Regions from separate parts of the Mus musculus genome. Here region 2 is linked to region 1. A link is a loop called in an ENCODE intact Hi-C map of the cell type or tissue named here. Cell type or tissue: left cerebral cortex. All regions are shown on one strand. Links, peaks and the distances in the headings refer to the core of each region. The heading gives the core; the rest is flanking DNA. Region 1 holds the start of 4930567K12Rik (RIKEN cDNA 4930567K12 gene). Region 2 overlaps Dlg2 (discs large MAGUK scaffold protein 2).

Region 1 (9,211 bases), core at 769-8,768:
CATTTCCTTGTTTTGGCTTTGGGAAACTTTAACAATTCTGAGTAGTTAGATTCAGGCATGGATTACTACTTTGCTTCCCTAGCTGGCTTGCCTCATCTGTAATCTTCAAGTTGATGGCATTTCTCCCTCAGAATAACTCTGTTAAAAATATCCTCATTGATATCTGGGGTTTCTTTTGCCTCTCCTCTGGTTTTTTATTCGGGTGAGCTTTCTTTTTCAAACATTTGACTATGCATTAGTTTTGGGAAGTCCACTGTGCTAGGCCTACTGTACCAACCATTAGATAGATAAGTGACAGTCCTATCTCCTCTCTGAGGCCATTTTCTCTCATCTCTGAAGGAAGGAACAGTTAGACCATTATGGTCTAAAGTGCCTGTGGTGGTAGGCACACATACTTGTATTTTTTTTTTAATTTATTTTTATTCGAGACAGAGTTTCTCTGTGTAGTCCTGGCTGTCCTGGAACTCACTTTGTAGACTAGGCTGGCCTCGAACTCAGAGATCTGCCTGCCTCTGCATCCCAAGTGCTGAGATTAAAGGTGTACACCACCACTGCCCAGCTACATGCTTGTATTCTTGGTCCCTCTTCTGAAGTTTCTGAAGACAGCAACAGTGTACTAATATTACATTAAATAAATAATAAATAAATAGATACATGATTAAATATTAAATATTTATTATTTAATATACCAGTATAATAAATAATATTTAGTAATGTATAAATGAGGGTATATTATGTACATAGTTTCATATCTTCATTTTACTCAGAAAGATTTCTGAATTGTTATTATTATTTTGAGACAGGTTTTCTCCATGCAGTTCCTGGAACTCACTATATAGTCCAGGTTGGCCTCAAACTCAGAAATCATCCTGATTCATTTCCCAAGTGCTCAGACTAAAGGAGTATGCTGCTACAGCCAATCTCATGGAATGTTCTTAGTTAAATACTACACATACACATCGACCTCATAGATCTTAATGCTGTATAGGATCCTAGGGTTTCGCACATAACATTTTATGTCACTAGTTCAGTTAATGAACACACTGCTTCTTTAACACTTTGCTATTATAAACAATTCAGTAATATGTACCAACTAGTGGTAAGTTGAATAAAGGTAATTTTGATAGACATTGTCAAGTTACTTCTAAAAATGGGGCATTCATTTATATTTCTACTAATAACATAATCATATTTTTATACTAATTATTTACATATACCAAAACATTTGACGTTTTCTATTTTGATAAGTAAATAATTATATATTTAATTATATTTCTTCATTTATGAAGATACTTTTTTATACTAATTGGCTATTTTAATTTATTTTACATAAAATGTATGACCCACTATATTTGCTGAATTTTTGTTTAGTTTGTTCTTTTTAAAGTTTTATCTGTATTTTTTTTAAATTAGTATTCCTCTTTGAAAACACATTTTACATTATGAAACATCATATTATTATGTTATCTCTTGTTATAGAGAATTGTAAAATGTTTTGTATAGTCACACTTATCATTTTATATTTCTTATTCCAACTGATCTAATAAATTTCCCGTATTGTCCTGTAGTGTGATTATAGCTTTGATTTGGCTATTCAAAATCATAAGAACTCATGTCCCTGGACTTTAATAGAGTGACAGTTCTTGCTAAACAATTTTACAATTCATGGAGAATAGTTTTTAAATGTGAGAGGAAGACCAGGTCATAGTATTCTGGGACACAGAGAAGGTACCAGGGGCATATGGTCGTTTTCTGCAGGAAATAGCACTGAGAAAATACTGGATTGATTTATCCAGATGAGGATGGATGGACCATAGTTTCTCCAGAAGGATGCAAAATCAAACTTTTATCAGCAATAATAAAATCAAGGAATGACTTTTGGAGAATACTACTATCTTGAAATGAGAGTAGCTTCAACCCACAGATTTAACAGAATTATTAGTTGTGAAAAAATACAAAGGGGTGGCCCAGTGGGAAAAATTTACAGAACCAGTGCCAGGTTTCAATTAAAATCGTCAGATAAAAGCACAAAGGAATCTACAGCAAATTATTTCACAGTTAGGGGGGCTGGGGAGAACATGGCAGTGAGGCAGCCAAGAAGAAACTGGGGCAGAATCCAAAGTAGCTCTCTTTTCTTGTTTTTCAGAAAGACTATGGATAGGAAGGTACACAGATGCAGTCCCAGCATTTTAAGAAAATGTAGCCCCAGAGCTTTTGTCTCTAATTGCATATGCAGCAGAGGATGGCCTAGCCGGCCATCAATGGGAGGAGAGGCCCTTGGTCTTTCGAAGATTATATGCCCTAGTACAGGGGAATGGCAGGGCCAGGAAGCGGGAGTGGGTGGGTTGGGGAGCAGGGTGGGGGGAGGGTATTAGGGACTTTTGGGATAGCATTTGAAATGTAAATGAAGAAAATATCTAATAAAAAAGTAAATGTAGAAGGATCTTGTCTTTTCTCTGAGGTGGAGAAATGACCTCAGTGTTCTGAAGTGATGTAATAGAGTGAGCAGACACGCACAACTCTCACAGACTTACTCCGTCCACCAAGGAGACACTGGGAAATAATAGTGTGGGGGCCTGCCATTCCTTGGGGCCTCTGGGTTGTAAATGCAGTGATTTCCATGATTTAAAAAAACCCTCAAATGTGTCTGGGAATTATTAAACTGTTTTTCCACCTCTCATTTTGTACTAAAGAAGGTGAGACATAAACAACAAATATAATAAAAACACTCACATATACTAAGTGAATGAAGCAGAGAAATTACCGGCATTTCATAATCTAGAGTTTGAGCCACCTGGGTGTCAAGCATAGGGTACATAGAGGAAGTAAGGGAACAACGCGTGGAATCTTGATTGCTATGATAAGTTTTGTTAGGAAGTGCTCAAAGTGCTACTGAAGCCTGGAACATTTCCCCCGTGTTTGGGAGGATGACCCTGGTAATGGTCAGGTCAGGATTCAAGACCTAAGTGATCAAAAATAAGATAACCAGACAGGAGATGAAGGTAAGCTAGCAAATGCTGTAAGATGGAGGGCTGAATCATGAAAACCCAGATGGCACTGAGGAAGAGATGGGGACAGACTTGAGAGAAGAAACAGAGGAGGTGGGGGCTTATGCAGCTGTCCTCAAGTGTTCTCAGATCCATCCAGAGTTCAAATAATATGTGTACTCTTCATTGGGTTAGAAATGGAAGGTAAAAAACATGTCATAACTTTTACTTACTGGGCCTGCCAGGGTGCCATAATTCAAGAGAAACCTAAATGGAAAGCGAGTTTGGATGAGAGAGGATCCTGCATTTCATTTTGGAAATGTTAAGTTTGTTATCTCCATTGGATATGTATGGCTTTTCAGGCTCTTGAAAGAGATATACCAGGAGTTTAGAGAAATGGACAATGTTAATAATTATTTTGGTTTTTATATCCCCAGGGTCCATACATGAGCACAGGAGAGCCACATGCAGAAGAGGTTTGCTGTACAAAGTAGCAATACTCAGATATCACACGCTACAGAGCAGAATCAAGGTTAGAAAGCTCCTAGAACTTGTATGGTTAGGGCATAGAATTATCATCTACTGTTGGTTCCTCTCTAGTCACACATGAGGCAAGAGGGTGACCTGGGCTAGTATAAGATTAATCCAATAAAAGGCCAGTTAATGGACTAGAAGAAATGCTAGAGTGGGAGGTCCTGAAAAAGGAAGCATGGGACCACGTGAATTTAGGGATCCCAAACTGAAGTACTTTCTCACTGTAAGCCTATTCCATTGGGACTATCCCCCCCCTCTCTGTGCCTTACTTTCTTCACTGAGGAAGAGAGATTCATACTCAATGTCTGAGGTCCCTTCCAGTGTTTAATAAACAATCATACTCTATCCTCTATCCTCAGTAGACATTTTTGTTGACAACTTGAGAAAAATGGTTCACTCAGCTTTAAAGTTTTATAGCACCCCAAAGCAAGTTTCAAAGTGAATGAACTATAAATTGCATGTGAAGTAGAAATTTCTAATTAAGTTTCCTGTTCCTCCTGGAGGCAGTGGCACTTGGCAGAGAGCGATAACACTTCTGACAGTAACTGCCTGAGAACTCAGGACTAGAATTCTGGAACACAGGGAAAATGAAAAATTGATATTGGATATTTACGTGTCTTAGAAGTTAAATATGAACATTCTCTTTAAATTTGGCTCACTGATGCAAAAAAAGTGCAAAATTATATTTAAAAAATATTTTAAAATGTCTGAGCTGTGCCAAAGGCATCTGTAGAGGGCTGGTCACTTTGCAGCCTGTAACTGAAAATAATAACATCTGTTTAGTTACGTAAACCCAACCTATGGGATAAAGCACAGGAAAGAACTTTCAGGATCCATGTACTTGGAATAATAAGTCTCTCAATGACAGCGAAGGAAGGGTGCCTGGGACCTTGCCAACTACTGCACAAACCCATGATCTAGTCACCATCTCCAGTGCTGATGAGTTTAACTAGAGGCTTATAAATCTCTATATTTACTATATATTTTCATTTGGACACTGAAGATTTCAAACTTGTGCTCAAAGTCAAGCAATTTTCTCCTGAACCTGACTGCTTTCTCCTTTACTTTTAACAGATAACAATACCACATCCACCACTTTAGCTCCTCAACAAAGACTTATTCCTATCTCCTCTCTCCTCTTCTCCTGTAACCCATCTGCAGCTCTATTTCATCTAGCGAGAGACCCTGTTACTCTTTTGCTGATACACTCCACCTTTGGCAGCCAAGCAGTTGTTCTTGGGATGTAGCAGGAGCCTATGAATTTCTACTGTGCCTGGGATTGCTTCATGCTCACATCATTTCTATTTAACCAGTTAGATATAAAGTTCACATAAAGTCCACATCTTTCCTTCCCTTACCATCTTTTAATTGGCTTCTTTTTTTTTTATTAGATATTTTCTTTATTTACTGGTCAAATGTTATCCCCTTCTTTAGTTTCCCCTCCGAAAAATCCCCTATCCTCCTCCCCCTTCCCCTGCTCCCCAACCCACCCATTCCCTCTTCCTGGCCCTGGCATTCCCCGATACTGGGGCATAGAACCTTCACAGGACCAAGGGCCTCTCCTCCCATTGATGACCGACTAGGCCATCTTCTGCTACATATGCAGCTAGAGCCATGAGTCCCACCATCGTTTTCTTTGTTTGGTGGTTTAGTCCCAGGGAGTTCTGGGGGTACTGGTTAGTTCATATTGGCTTCTTGTTCATTTGATTTGAATAAATCCAAAGTCCTGGCCTTGATCCCTGCCCATCCCTCTATTCCATTTCATATCACTCTTTGCTGTTTTCCCACAAGGGACTTCATTCTGTTTGGCCTCAGTATAAGTTCCTTCAGGCTCTGGGTATCTATGCCAGAGATCTGGACAGCTGACATATTCTTTGGCCATTCTCATATCTGGTCAGTTCTTTTCCCAATTCTCAGCTTATGTGCCAGTTTCTTAGAGCATTTTGATTATGCTCCCTCAAACTTAACCTCTTTGCCTGTCTTGGAAAGACTTGTGTTTTAATTTACAGAATTCAGACCTATTTGGTAACTTGCCTCACATATCAAAAAATCTTCCCTTGAATAAAAATTTTATCTCTTTACCTCCATCCCCTTAATAGTTAGAACACTATGTAGAGGCTAGGTAATAGTCCTTCAATTAATAAATGTTTATAACCATTAGATCACATCATTTTATTTAAAATCATCAAATTTTATTTGCCAATTAATTACAATTTACTTATAATAAACCAGGTACGGTTAAGACGCCTTTTCATGACTTTGTCTTCCTGGGGGGAGGGGGGGAGTACTGTAGTCATGGAAACAGACTCTTTGAGGGTAGGGCTTAAGAATCTTCACTTCTGCAAAGCTCTATGCTGATAGATGATTAGTCAGATGTGGGCTATCCCTTGGTGATGTAGCTCTTTATTTTCTCTATGTTGTGTCAGAACTTTGTTATTTGACAAACTTTCTGGGTTTTGGGGGGGCACTCACCAGTTATGATGCAGTAGAACAGCCCCAGACTATCTCCCCTTAACACATAGACTTGAGGGAGAGTATATAAGCATGAGAACGGTAGTCTGAAAAACGCATCACAACTTCACTGTCATTCCAAGGTCATGTCCATCATTTGTTTGTTTGTTTCATGGAAGCATCTGTGTAATACAAGGGTAAACTGTGTAGGGCTCTAGGTGTATTGGTGGTATCCATGAAGGTACAACTGCACAGGCTTGTAACCTTGGAAACACTACTGCCAAGAATCCTCATGTTTGTTTTCCCTCACAATGCCAGGCAAAGAGTGAGACTGTACTGCTAAAAGATACACTGTATCTGTCACCTTCTGTTCTCTCTCTTCAAACACCCCATCCTGGGCTGAAATGGGTGTGTTCTCTGAGACTGATTTTAATTAGAGTAAAATTCAAGGCAATCGTTGGTGGATTCTGGTAATAATTTAACCTCTGAAGTTGATGAACATTCTGTCCTCTGAGTCACCTTCCAGCCCTATCAGTTTAATATTAAAATAAGGAGACTGCCAGGAAGTGCTTTATTCATCTTCCAAAATTCTCTTTTGGTATGTATGTGGTTTCTAGATTGCTGACATGTTTTTACTGAATTAACCTACTGTTAATGGCCATCAACATTGAATTGAATAAACAGATTATGAAATATTTATTTAGCAAAGCATATACATCCATTAAAAGCAACAACATATACTCTAAGATTCTGAAGTTGAAAAATGTTCATGATACATTGCTAAGTCAGAAGAAAGTTTCAGAAGGCTGTTTATATATATTCCAATTTCTTCATAAAAAAATCAATAGTAAAGATATATAACCTTATAGAAAATTGGTTATGATAAATCACATAACCAAATACTAAAAGATGTTTTAAAGGGCTACAGTACTATGACTGGGTGTGGTAGAAATGTTGATGTTTCTTTTTAAAGCCTACAGTAAGGTCCGCATGATTTTTTAAGTCATTACAGGTAAACATAACAAAATTAGAAATTATAGCGTGAAGCAGTTTTAATGACTGAATGTGAAGTTTGTGTTTCTTTTATTGCCCAGTCTAATTTTCATATTATATTCCATTTCCAAATGAATGTTGTTAAATTAAGTTGTCTACCTTAAACACAAAACAACACATGGATTTGAAAGCAGCAAAGAAGGTTCTTTCTACTTATCCCTAAGTGCCATCTATTAGGCTCATTAATTCACTAATTAGGTTTTTCTAATCTCATTGTTTCATCTAAATGGATACAAAGGCTTACAATCAGATTACATTTACCACTACTGTTGAGGAATGATACTTATGAGTCTATTTTCCCTTGAAGCTGCCTTTTTATTTTGTTCTTATCTACTTTTCAACACAAGTCCTAAGTATTGATCCAGATCATCACAGTGGATTTCCTTTCCAATTTATTTTGTACAATTTCAAATAGCAGAAAACTTGGAGAACTCTGAAATCTCACAGAACTTCCATTAAGACCCAACAGTTCTTAAAGTTTGACATTTGTTCTTTCTCTCTCACTCTTTCCTTAATTCTTACCCATCTTTCTGTTGGAACAGGAAGAGAGGTCTGGAGCCATCACCATAACATTTTCTCAATAATTTGTATCTGTCAGCAAGGCGCCTCTCCTCAGCATAAAGATGCTTTCTCTATACTCCTCATGCCATTTTCTATCAAAGGAACCCAACAAAACTAAAAATAGTTCTATGCTATATAACATAATGCATTTATTCAGATTTCCTAGGTGTCTTCCTTAAGAATCTTTCAGTGATATTTTATTTAATGATTTATTTATTCCTATTGTAGGTACATTGGCATTTTTAGTTACATGTCTGTCTGTGTGAGGGTATTTGGTCTCTTAGAACTGGGAGATACAGTGAGCTGCCATGCGAGTTCTGATAATTAAACCTGGGTACTCTGGAAGAACAACCAGTGCTCTTTGACACTGAGCCAGCCATCTCTCCAGGCTTGGAGTTTTTTTTTCTTAAATCCAGAAATTGATCACTGTGTGTGAATTGCATCTGGTTTTTATTATGAGTTGTTAGTCATTATTAATCTAGAACATGACATCACTTTTCTTTTAAATGTACTGACGTTTTAAAGGATGATATCAGGCCAGATGTTTTTGAACTCTCCCACAACTTGTGTCTACTTATTTGTCTGATCATAACTAAGTCAAAAATTTTAGCACAGCCTAAGCAATGTTGTGTATGGCTTACTGCATTGCAGTGGAGCAGCCACACGTGTTGCTGCCTTAGCATTTGTAATGTCCAGGTTGGTTACTTGTGTAAGGACCAAAACATCTCTTCATTCCAAAGATAACCTTTCTCTTTGTTGGTAGGAAATCTGGAGTAATTTTTTTAAAGTCACAGGATCCTTTCTCTCAACGTCCTCTTTTCTTTCTTTCTTTCTTTCTTTCTTTCTTTCTTTCTTTCTTTCTTTCTTTCTTTCTTTCTTCCTTCCTTCCTTCCTTCCTTCCTTCCTTCCTTCCTTCCTTCCTTTCTTTCTTTCTTTCTTTCTTTCTTTCTTTCTTTCTTTCTTTCTTTCTTTCCTTCTTCTTCTTCTTCTTCTTCTTCTTCTTCTTCTTCTTCTTCTTCTTCTTCTTCTTCTTCTTCTTCTTCTTCTTCTTCTTCTTCTCCTTCTTATTTTTTCCTTTTGGAAACACCTATTGATTATACTTGTCTAAACATTTTATCAAGGTTTGAAAATGGTGAGTTTTGTATTTTTCTATTTCTTGTGAAACCATTGACTGATACTCTCATGCAGAAAACCTTCTTCCTTTCTTTCTTAGTATCATCACAGACTCAAATTTCTTGATACTCCATGTTGTTTTCTAATGTTTCTAATTATCTGCCAACTTTTTCCCTAATCTCAATCTTTCCTTTCTCATACTCTTCTTTTCACAGTTTCAAGTTCTTAGACCCTCGTTAGACACTTGGTATATCCTAGCCCGTCTACTTTTTTCTCCAAATGTGAGTGTTCACATTATACATGAGGCAGATGGTTCTCTTCTATGGTTCTATTTGTAGATTGTATGTAGATATATTTTCTTTTATAAAGAATTAGTTTGGGGTTGGAGAGATGGCTCCATGGTTGAGAGGACTTCCAGAGGTCCTGAATTCAATTCCCAGCAACCTCATGGTGGCTCACAACAATCTATAATGGGATCTGATGCCCTCTTCTGGTGTATCTGAAGACAGCAA
Region 2 (9,211 bases), core at 454-8,453, 91 kb before region 1:
ATACATGGCATTCACATGTCTGCTCTCATAGATAAAGCTTTCTAGCAACGCACATGTGCTTTTCTACTTATGTATCATCTTTGGATGCTTGTATAGTACAAAGACAGGGTTCACTAATTCAATAAAAGCACATTCTATGTACAGCTTAAAACACTTAGCTCAGGTTCTTAGGAAAAAAAAAGTTTGTTGGCTCATTTATGTGAATGGAGTCTCTTGGAATTATGCAGGTTATAGCATGCACTGTTACAAGTCATACTCACAGCAACATTTTTTTAAAAGGAGGCTCAACAGAGTTAAGTCACTTGTCTATAGACTTAGAAAATAGCCAAGGCACTGGTTTGTAGAAAACAATTTTAATACTGACCTATGCCTGTGACCAGCTCTTTTCTCTGATGGCCACTTCTGTCTACATAGCTTTGGAGGTCACACCCAATATAACTTCCTCACCGTGTCTTCTGTCTTCTCTGCTCTCACACTTTGATTTAAATGTAGCCATGGCTCAGGCCAAGGTAAGGTAGGGAACAGTTCAATAAAACAGCAGCAGGATCTACTCATCCTTTCATCCTACTTCCTCTGCTCTCTCAAGTGTGCGTTTGGTTCCCGAGTAGAAGGCTCTGACATCTCTGTCTGGGTAGAAAGTGATGAAGACAGATATGTGATGCTATGCTGGAAGTCTCATTATTGGCTCTTTGCCTACAGAAACTCAACCAGCTTATCTTCTTTCCCAAGGAGCTTCAAACTTACACCGGCTCAGCTGGTTCCTTCCAGATCCTCTAACAAGCTGCTCTGCCCAATTGAGATGTGAAGCTGATATGAGGCTTTTCATATGCTTGTCAGTCTCAGAGAATACCGGGGCTTCCTTTCTTCCTAATTCTCATTGTATCAGAGCTTCCTGGGGTCTCTCAACCACTCCTGGATTTTCATCAGCTTACTGTAGACTGCAAAGTACAATGGCATTTTCCTGTCTGTACATGGAACATAATTTATAACCCAGTTATGGTGAGAGCTTTACTTCTACACAAACACAACTAACGCTGGCAGGCCATCAATTACATAAGGATGTAAGATCAGGCTTCACATATGGTAAGCTTACTGAATGCTTCCAGCAAATGGGGTTTATTATTTCCATTTTAGAGAAGATGACACTGCAGGATTAAGCAGTATGCACCTGGAGAGTAAAGGGTTCAGGCATTTAACCTTGAGATCTCTGACTCCTGAGTGTCTTTGCTGTTGAAGTCAGTTTCTTGCATGACAGTTATAAAGAAGAGGAAGAGGAAAAGGAAGAGGAAGAAGAGGAGGAGGAGGAGGGGAGGAGGAGGAGAAGGAAGAAGAAAAAGAAGAAAAAGAAAGAAAGAAAGAAAGAAAGAAAGAAAGAAAGAAAGAAAGGAAAGAAGGAAGGAAGGAAGGAAGGAAGGGAGAAAGAAAGAAAGAAAGAAAGAAAGAAAGAAAGAAAGAAAGAAAGAAAAGGAAGGAAGGAAGGAAGGAAGGAAGGAAGAAAGAAAGAAAGAAAGAAAGAAAGAAAGAAAGAAAGAAAGAGAAAGAAAGAAAGATAGATAGGTTGGGATGTACTAATTTGCTACAGTATTATCAATTTCAACAATAGGTAAGATTTAAACAAATTAGTAAAATATTTAAAGCAATGTAAACTATAAACTCATCTGTGAAATGGGAAAAACAACACAGACATTCTACTTGTATAAAATGTTTAGCAAAGGAAGTCCAGATGAACAGAAACTAGATTGATAATTTTGGGGGATTTGGAGTGAACACTGAGAGCCAGTGAGGAATTACTAACAGGCATGAAGCTTACTGGGGGGGAGGGGGAGGGGATGATGAAAATGCTCTAAAATTGATTGTGGCAATGGTTGTATAACTCTGAATATATTAAAAATCACCGAATTACATGCTTTAAAGGAATGAATTTTATGTCATATGAAGTCACGACTAACGTAGATAAAGCACCTTTCCTAAATAGACAGAGCACAAAGACTTGCACGGAACAAGAGCTGTGTAGGCATCGCTTTCTGTCATAGTGATCCTGAGCCAGAGACTAGCTACTTTGCCAAACTGATGTACTTTTCCTTACAGAGGTTAAAACTAGACCCCACCCTGGAAGTTGGGTGTGGCCTTGTGTTTGAGCTCTGGCCAAGGAAATGTGAGCTCTGGCCCACATGATAGAACAGAACAGATCTGTCCCACAAAAACATTCCCTTCCCAAGCCTTCGGGTTCTCTTTCTCTCCCATCTGATTCATACAAATCAATCCTTTGTCTTAAAAAAAAAATGCTGGAGATGGAGGAACCATAGGGTCAGGGGAAAAAAGGAAGTTCCTAAATTATTAGGCAAAAAAATTATCTACTGGGCCAAAGGATTAAATTCAGGTTTTAGACTGTGAGAAAGGAAGTTTCTGTCTTGTTCAAATCATTATTCTATTAGGAATGCTGCCCTTAGTGCGTTATGATTAGTTTTAACCCTTCCAATATGAGGACAAATTGGATAGGCTGATCTTGCTAGGTTGGGAGTCCTGAGTAGATATCACAAAGGTTGTCTGGCTAATTTAATTATGATTTTTCCTAGTAATGGGCCATCACTGGACATTTTTGAGAGAGTATGAAACTTTTAAATTGCCTGTGTTAACCTGGGGAACTGAGTCCTTGTTTTGCCCTCTAGCCCCTTGAGGACAGGCTAAATGTACAGCAGGTATCATGCTATGAGACCATGAGCAGCAGCAGCAGCAGCAGCAGCAGCAGCAGCAGCAGCAGCAGCAGCAGCAGCAGCAGCAGCAGCAGCACCAACCACAACAGCAGGGTATGGTTGCAACGGGCAGCCTCAGTCTGCTGCTCCAGGCTTCTCTCCTGCTCCCCTTCATAGAGGACACTGCACCCTGACCTCTTCCCCTTTGTTAAGAGGGAAAACAATACAAATCAGAGACTATCCAATTGGGTTATGTACAGTCCTTGCTAAGTGCTTTCTAAACTATTATCCATCATTCTATAAATAAGGACGGCAAAAAAGAGCTATTATCTTTTCCAGTGAATAATGCCAAAATATTTGCTATTGTCTCTCCTTCTGAGGATTTGCTGTTAAAAGGAACAGGTCTGAGTCATTCTTTAGACAGGGTGAACAGAGGACATACAGACAAAACCAAAAGGTGACAGAATAGAGGAGTCACTTGTCTGGGTGAGTTTCTTAGGTTTATGAGTCCATTCCCATATTTAAGTGTGCCAAACTGAGCCAACAACTGTTATTAAGCTTTGTAATTTTTGGCAAGCCTATCACCTAAGTATGATAACAATGAATTCCATGTCAGAGAGAGGGAAACTGAGGCATGAAAGGCTGAATGAAGCAGCATCCCTATGGTCACATAGGTGGTAAATAACAGAGTTGGGCCTGGACCTGGACCTGGACCTGGACCTGAACCTGAGAAATGCTGAATGACTTCCTGCTCTAGGCCCTTATGACTCTAGACCAATGGATGCATTATCACAGACAATAGAGTTTCTGGAGAATCCAGAGTTTCATAGTGTGCCCAACGTCAATAGCCTGTCTGTGAGGAAGTGGATGTCTGCACTCAGACATGTTGAGTGTCCAAAAGAATAAAACACACACACACACCCACACCCACACCCACACTCACACATACACACACAGCAACAACCACAACCGCCACAACAAAAGGGCCAATGAGGGAGCTTAGTGGTTAAAGAAGATTACCATTGAGTTTTACAACCTGAGTTCAATTCCCAAGACCCAAATAGTAACACACACACACACACACACACACACACACACACACACTAATTTTTTTCTACTAATAAAAGGAGGTTTAAAGAAGAAAGGCCATTGTCCTGGGCTTAGAGACTAGACTGCCTAGACAGAATTCATAATCCATTCATTGACTGAGACTCACAGACTGAAAATCTGACATTTTAGGTAGAAAATATGAACTTCCAGATAGAAAGCGTTAGATACATTGCTGAAAATATCTCCCCTTCCTTAGCACATCAGCATAAAAGAAGAAAAAGAAAAGAATCTGAAATTCTTGCCTCTATCTACTTGCCAGGCAGTTCCCGTTTCTCTCTCACAACATGGCCCCATTGTGTCTCTAGTGCTCCTTAGTTTGCTCTGTTTAAGCCAGATGGGGCAGGGACATTTTAAAGTGAGTTCAGTAGCCCAGGAGACTTCATAAATATATAAATAACGAACACTTCAGCAACTGGGAAATCAGGTGGGAATGAGTTTTCCAAGTGAGCTGGGAGAACAGCTGAAAGTCTACTCTGATAAAAGTTGGAATGTTCCCAGGGTTCATATAACCACACTTCCTTCTCCTTAGAGTAAACCAGGGCCTAGTGAGGAACCAGCGAGGAAGCCCGGACAAAGGGTTCAGAGAAATACGCTGCAGCCCTCTCTGCTGAGCCTCACCAATGTGTTCAAAGGGTACTAAGCAGTCAATGGATGTGAGGTATGAGTTTACAGGCTATAAAACAGACATTTTCAAGGGCTGATTCTCTCCTTCCTTTGAGTCTACGATCCATCCAGACTGAATTTAAAAGAAACTGTAAGCTGAGTCAATTCTCTGTGAAGGGTTATGAAAACATACAGGAATCAGCCGCAATGTAATAAAGTGTTTCTCCTGTCTGGTGTGAGATCAGGCCCTGGGAATACAAACACAGAGCCTAGCCCCTGCTCTGAAGAAGTTCATGAGCTTCAAGGAGAGTTACGTATTCACAAATAAAATGGAAGAAGTTACATCTATGAACATAGAAGAATGTGCATGAGCTGTTCAGTGAATAGAAGGGTGGGAAGAAGGCTGTTTATGCTTCAGTAAAGGGGATTTTGTTACCTACCCCTAGAATCCCAAGGGATGTTAACCATCCAGAAAAGTGTATGAGTTACGGTCTGGATGGAGACAGCAAGGTGAATGGAAACAATCCACAGGTACATAAAGCAACCTGAAGTCTGTGGTTGTGAACGATGCTCGATGCTCGGAAGCTCAATGGATGGCTGACTCCAAGGAAAAGGTGTGACAGGCAAGTCTCAGCAGCACAGGTCACGAGACCCTAAGCAGCAGCCAGGGAAGCTTCTGAAAGCTGCTCAACAGTGTGAACATGGTCTGGTTAGCACTTTAAAAGATCACCTTGGTAACCATGTGGAGGATGGACTGGAGGTGTTAGAGAGAACAGTGAGGGGGCAGATGCAGCAAGCCAGGTGGGAGGGACGAGGCCTGGTCTTAAGCAGCACCAGTATGGATGGAATGAGGAGGGGACAGATGTTCCCTTGGGGAAAAACTGGGGTGGAGGTAATGAAGACTGGGTTCTGCTCCCAGCTTTTGTACAATATCCTTGCATGACCTTAGAGAAGCCCTTCTTTTCCCGGATCTTGCTTCCAAACTTGTCAGGTAAAAGAGAAACTACATATGTGTATTCGGTGACTACTTCTCATTCACCAGGCAGGGCAGTCCATCAGTGAATGTTCTAATTCCTTGATTCATATACTAGTGGATGGATATATTGTTGTATACATCATAAAAATTATTACAAAGCTCCATCCAAGGCAACAAATTAGCTTGAAGCACATTAGCACTTACTGATCATATGTCTTATGATATTGCAGACCTATGATGAACTAATAATGACTGTCTCTGGGCGCAGAAAAGGGAAGTTGTAGCCAGTGATCAACTTGAGTCAACGAACACTGAGAAGGAGGCTTTTTGTGCAGTACTGAGGTTGTGTCAGTCAGGAAGAAGAAAAAGAGGTGTAGGACATGGTTCCTGACATAAAAGGCTCCTTAATCACAAATGAAATAAAAGTATTGTTACTACTGCTAGAAAGCTGCAAAGCACCATGGGAGAGCAGAAATAAAAGAGAACTTTAACCAAGTTTTAAAAGTAAATTCACCTTTGCTTTTTACCAGAGCAAACGGAAGTATGGCTGCCTTTTCCTCGGTTCACACCTGCTAAGAATCCCCTTCAAGACAGGAGGGCATTTACTTTAAGAAAGGATTCTTCTATGGGTTCGGCTTTTGAGTAGGCGTTCCTTGCAACAACTAAACACGTTCTTTGCACTCAAACCAATCAGTCAAAGGTGATGACACAGGGATTGTGACAGAAAGTAGAGAAGTGGCAATTCTAGATTTTATATAGGCCAAAGTACCCTGAACAGTGCCTAGCATCCAACTTGGGGCTCAGCAAATGTTCAACTGACATGAACAAACTCAAAATGTTAGAGGAAATGAAGTTAAGTCAAAACAAAACAAAACCAAAACACTTCAAATGTAACTAGCTAGAGAATACACGTCAGAAAACTTATTTTAATATACGAAGTCATGGTGGTGCACACCTTTGATCCCAGCACTCGGGAGGCGGAGGCAGGCGGATTTCTGAGTTCGAGGCCAGCCTGGTCTACAAAGTGAGTTCTAGGACAGCCAGGGCTATACAGAGAAACCATGTCTCAAAAAAAAAAAAAAAAAAAAAAAAAAAGCAAAGCAAAACAAAACAAAACAAAAAGTCAGGAAGAATTTCCCAAAACACTGACTTATAAAACAAAATTCTGCAAGGTTTTACAGGTCATAACCACAGTCCTAAAGTCTTGGAAAGTTGATGTCATCCAGTTTGCTTCATGATGCATTTGGTTGGCCAATTCGGGTCTTTAAGCCAAGGGGAGCACAGCGTCTGATGCTTTCCTTAAGAAAAAATAATTTTCATTCCTTAAAATACAGCCAGCTGATTAGATTTTCAACATGAGAAGGCCGTACTTGGCAAAGGCACTGCGTAGAATTTGATGTGAATAGGACAAAGAGAGTTCTACTAGGAACCAGCTGAACGAAGTTGCTGGTTTGGGAGGTGAGATACTGCATGGAAAAAGCTTTGAAATGGATTAAGCGTTCTAGGTTAACAATGCAAGTAGAAGTAAAAACATGTGCTGAATTGTGATGCATTTTGTGAACAAAGGAGCCTTGGGTATTGATGTCTCAGCTGGAAAGTATGATAATATATACTTGAAAGGTCTTTGGCTAGTAAGGACCAGTCATACAAGGTGTGGAATAAGACATAGCCTTGGGATTGTAAGCCTTATTAGAGGCCAGCTAAGATGGCCACCTCACTGACCACCATTGGAAGAAGGAGTTCATGGAGAGACAGACATTTCTCCTAGAGGCTTTTGGCTGCAGGCTAACTTGGTTATCACTCAGGCTCTGTAATTCATTACTTATCATTGAACTGGACAATCACTCTACCGCATGTAAGCATGGGTCCTGACGGTAAAGAATGCCGACAATCGGGATTGGTAAATGGAAAGGCAGTGGGATAATTGATGTAAATGCCTTAATACAGTGCCAGGCACACAACGGGCATGGCAACTATTACAAGTATAATTAGTTTTGCTGAAAAAGAAATGTTCTTTCCAAAAATGGCTAGAATTCATTTCAGACATGTATGAGACTGAAATAAAATGTATGGACGATGAATTTGCAGAAAAGAGAGTGGGTGTTTCATTTTAATATAATTGTGATGTGCTGAACTTCGCAGAATCTTCTGTCAATCATAAGCATTCCTTATAGTAAAATTATTCTGTGAGTGAACTTGGACCTTATATACAAGGCTTTACTAAATATGTTCTGCTTTCATATGCCACTGAGGTGCATGGGGCACTTCTGCATGCTTTGATAATACAAAGAACACCAGCATGGAGGGACCATTTGAATCTCAGCCATCACTTCATGGCTATAAACCCTGGCCATCAATGAAACAAAATACTAGCCTCAGTCTCCATGACGGTATACTACAAATAATCATCACAATCAAATCATTCGCATGGTTTTGAAAGAGTTTTGTGAGATTAAAATGTATTTACTGAGTTCTTTCTAAACCTTTATGAGTCTTTTCTCATAAAGAAACTAAAATCCTCTTAGCATGTGACCTCCCAGATATGTGGACTGTATGTTCAGGGTCTGCAGTTCAGAGTCAGCCAGGTGGAATCAACTGGTCTGAGAGAAACAGAGAGTGAATAAATGATCCCCCCAAACATCTGTTGTTCTTCCTGTGTTTCAGATAGGTCTTTAACCAGGGCTACAGTGGGTGTCAAGTGTAGCTACACTAGGAGCAGGATGCATACATCTGAATACACTAAATATCAGAAACTCTGGGGACTGTGGCCATGCTGCAACTTTCCAAAACTCCTCACCAATCACTGCTTCTGAGTGTCTATCTAGAGCAAACACCTAAAGGATTTCAGTAAAGCAGACAGAGACAGAGGTCCAAATAGGTCACAGAAACAGAACAATATGCAAATGAGAAACCAAGGCACATAGCTCAGTTATAATCCAAGCAGGCCTTGCAAGATCCAGAGCAGGCACTCAAAGAGCGGTGTAAAAGGGAGCAGTGGAGGACTCCAGAGTGTATGCAGACACCCCCACCCCTGTGTGTGTGTGTGTGTGTGTGTGTGTTAGAACTAAAGGAAATAAATAATTTATATTCTCTTACATATAAAAAGAAGTTAATTAAGCCAGGTAGTAGCTTAATGAGGAGAGGCACCATGAGATTTTCTCATTTTCACCTAGGCCACTTTACCAGGGGCTCTGGCAGAAGTTGGAGCCGAAATTAAGGTGAAGTCTTTTGCTCAAAGAACCAAGAACAGAGGAAAGAAATGTAACTTCAACATAGAACTGGTCAGACCATGATTCCAAGAGTGAGAATTGACTGAAAGAGTGAGCAAAATGTAACAATGATAACAGACACCGGTGGCGTGCTCTTTTTGTCTACTGTGCATTTACAGGGACTTCAATGCCTTTAAATTGCCTATTTTGATGGAATAATTGAAAAACGTCAAGGGGATTGTGAATTATTTTAAAAAAAACATAAATGAATAGAACCTCTTATAGTTAAAGGACGGGTTTTACCCTTTTTCTTAAAAGATTTTAAAACTAAAAGGATAGAAAATTATGATGATTCCTGAGTACTTAGGTATTATAACCCAAACAATTGCTTTCATATTCCTATTTTACTTAGAGTAACGTAAGTAGCTGATAAAGACTCTTACTTCTTATAGTTCTCTTAGAATTAAAATATCAGTTTGGTTTTTTTTTCTTTTGTTTTGTTTTTTGTTTTTTTTTTTTTTATCACAAAACAGTACCATTTGGGGCACTTAGGAGGAATAGTACACAACAGGATGCCTTATCTTTGTTATATCCTTCTTTCAGTAGGCTCTTTGAAGGGA

Evidence for each region. Peaks named below come from ENCODE experiments on the same cell type or tissue, not always from the same donor. Only the 100,000 strongest peaks of a DNase experiment are listed, where the experiment ranks them.
Region 2: it touches region 1 in a loop (2.1-fold over the local background); 2 of 42 quality-filtered maps call a loop at or near these places.

The regions. Positions count from the first base shown.
Region 1 is chr7:92,116,344-92,125,554 of GRCm38, reverse strand. The region is part of intron 12 of Dlg2 (discs large MAGUK scaffold protein 2); the gene reads right to left. It overlaps 4930567K12Rik (RIKEN cDNA 4930567K12 gene), which reads left to right and starts at 6,044. Exons shown (of 7, transcript NR_131016.1): 1 at 6,044-6,570. In left cerebral cortex, for the core only: no CTCF peak of the experiment used is centred there; DNase peaks (open chromatin) are centred at 2,122 and 4,407.
Region 2 is chr7:92,206,856-92,216,066 of GRCm38, reverse strand. All of the region lies in intron 13 of Dlg2 (discs large MAGUK scaffold protein 2), which reads right to left. Among named protein-coding and RNA genes, the nearest start is that of 4930567K12Rik, 92 kb to the right of the region's middle. In left cerebral cortex, for the core only: no CTCF peak of the experiment used is centred there; DNase peaks (open chromatin) are centred at 780, 1,019, 5,179 and 7,325; H3K27ac peaks cover 971 bases.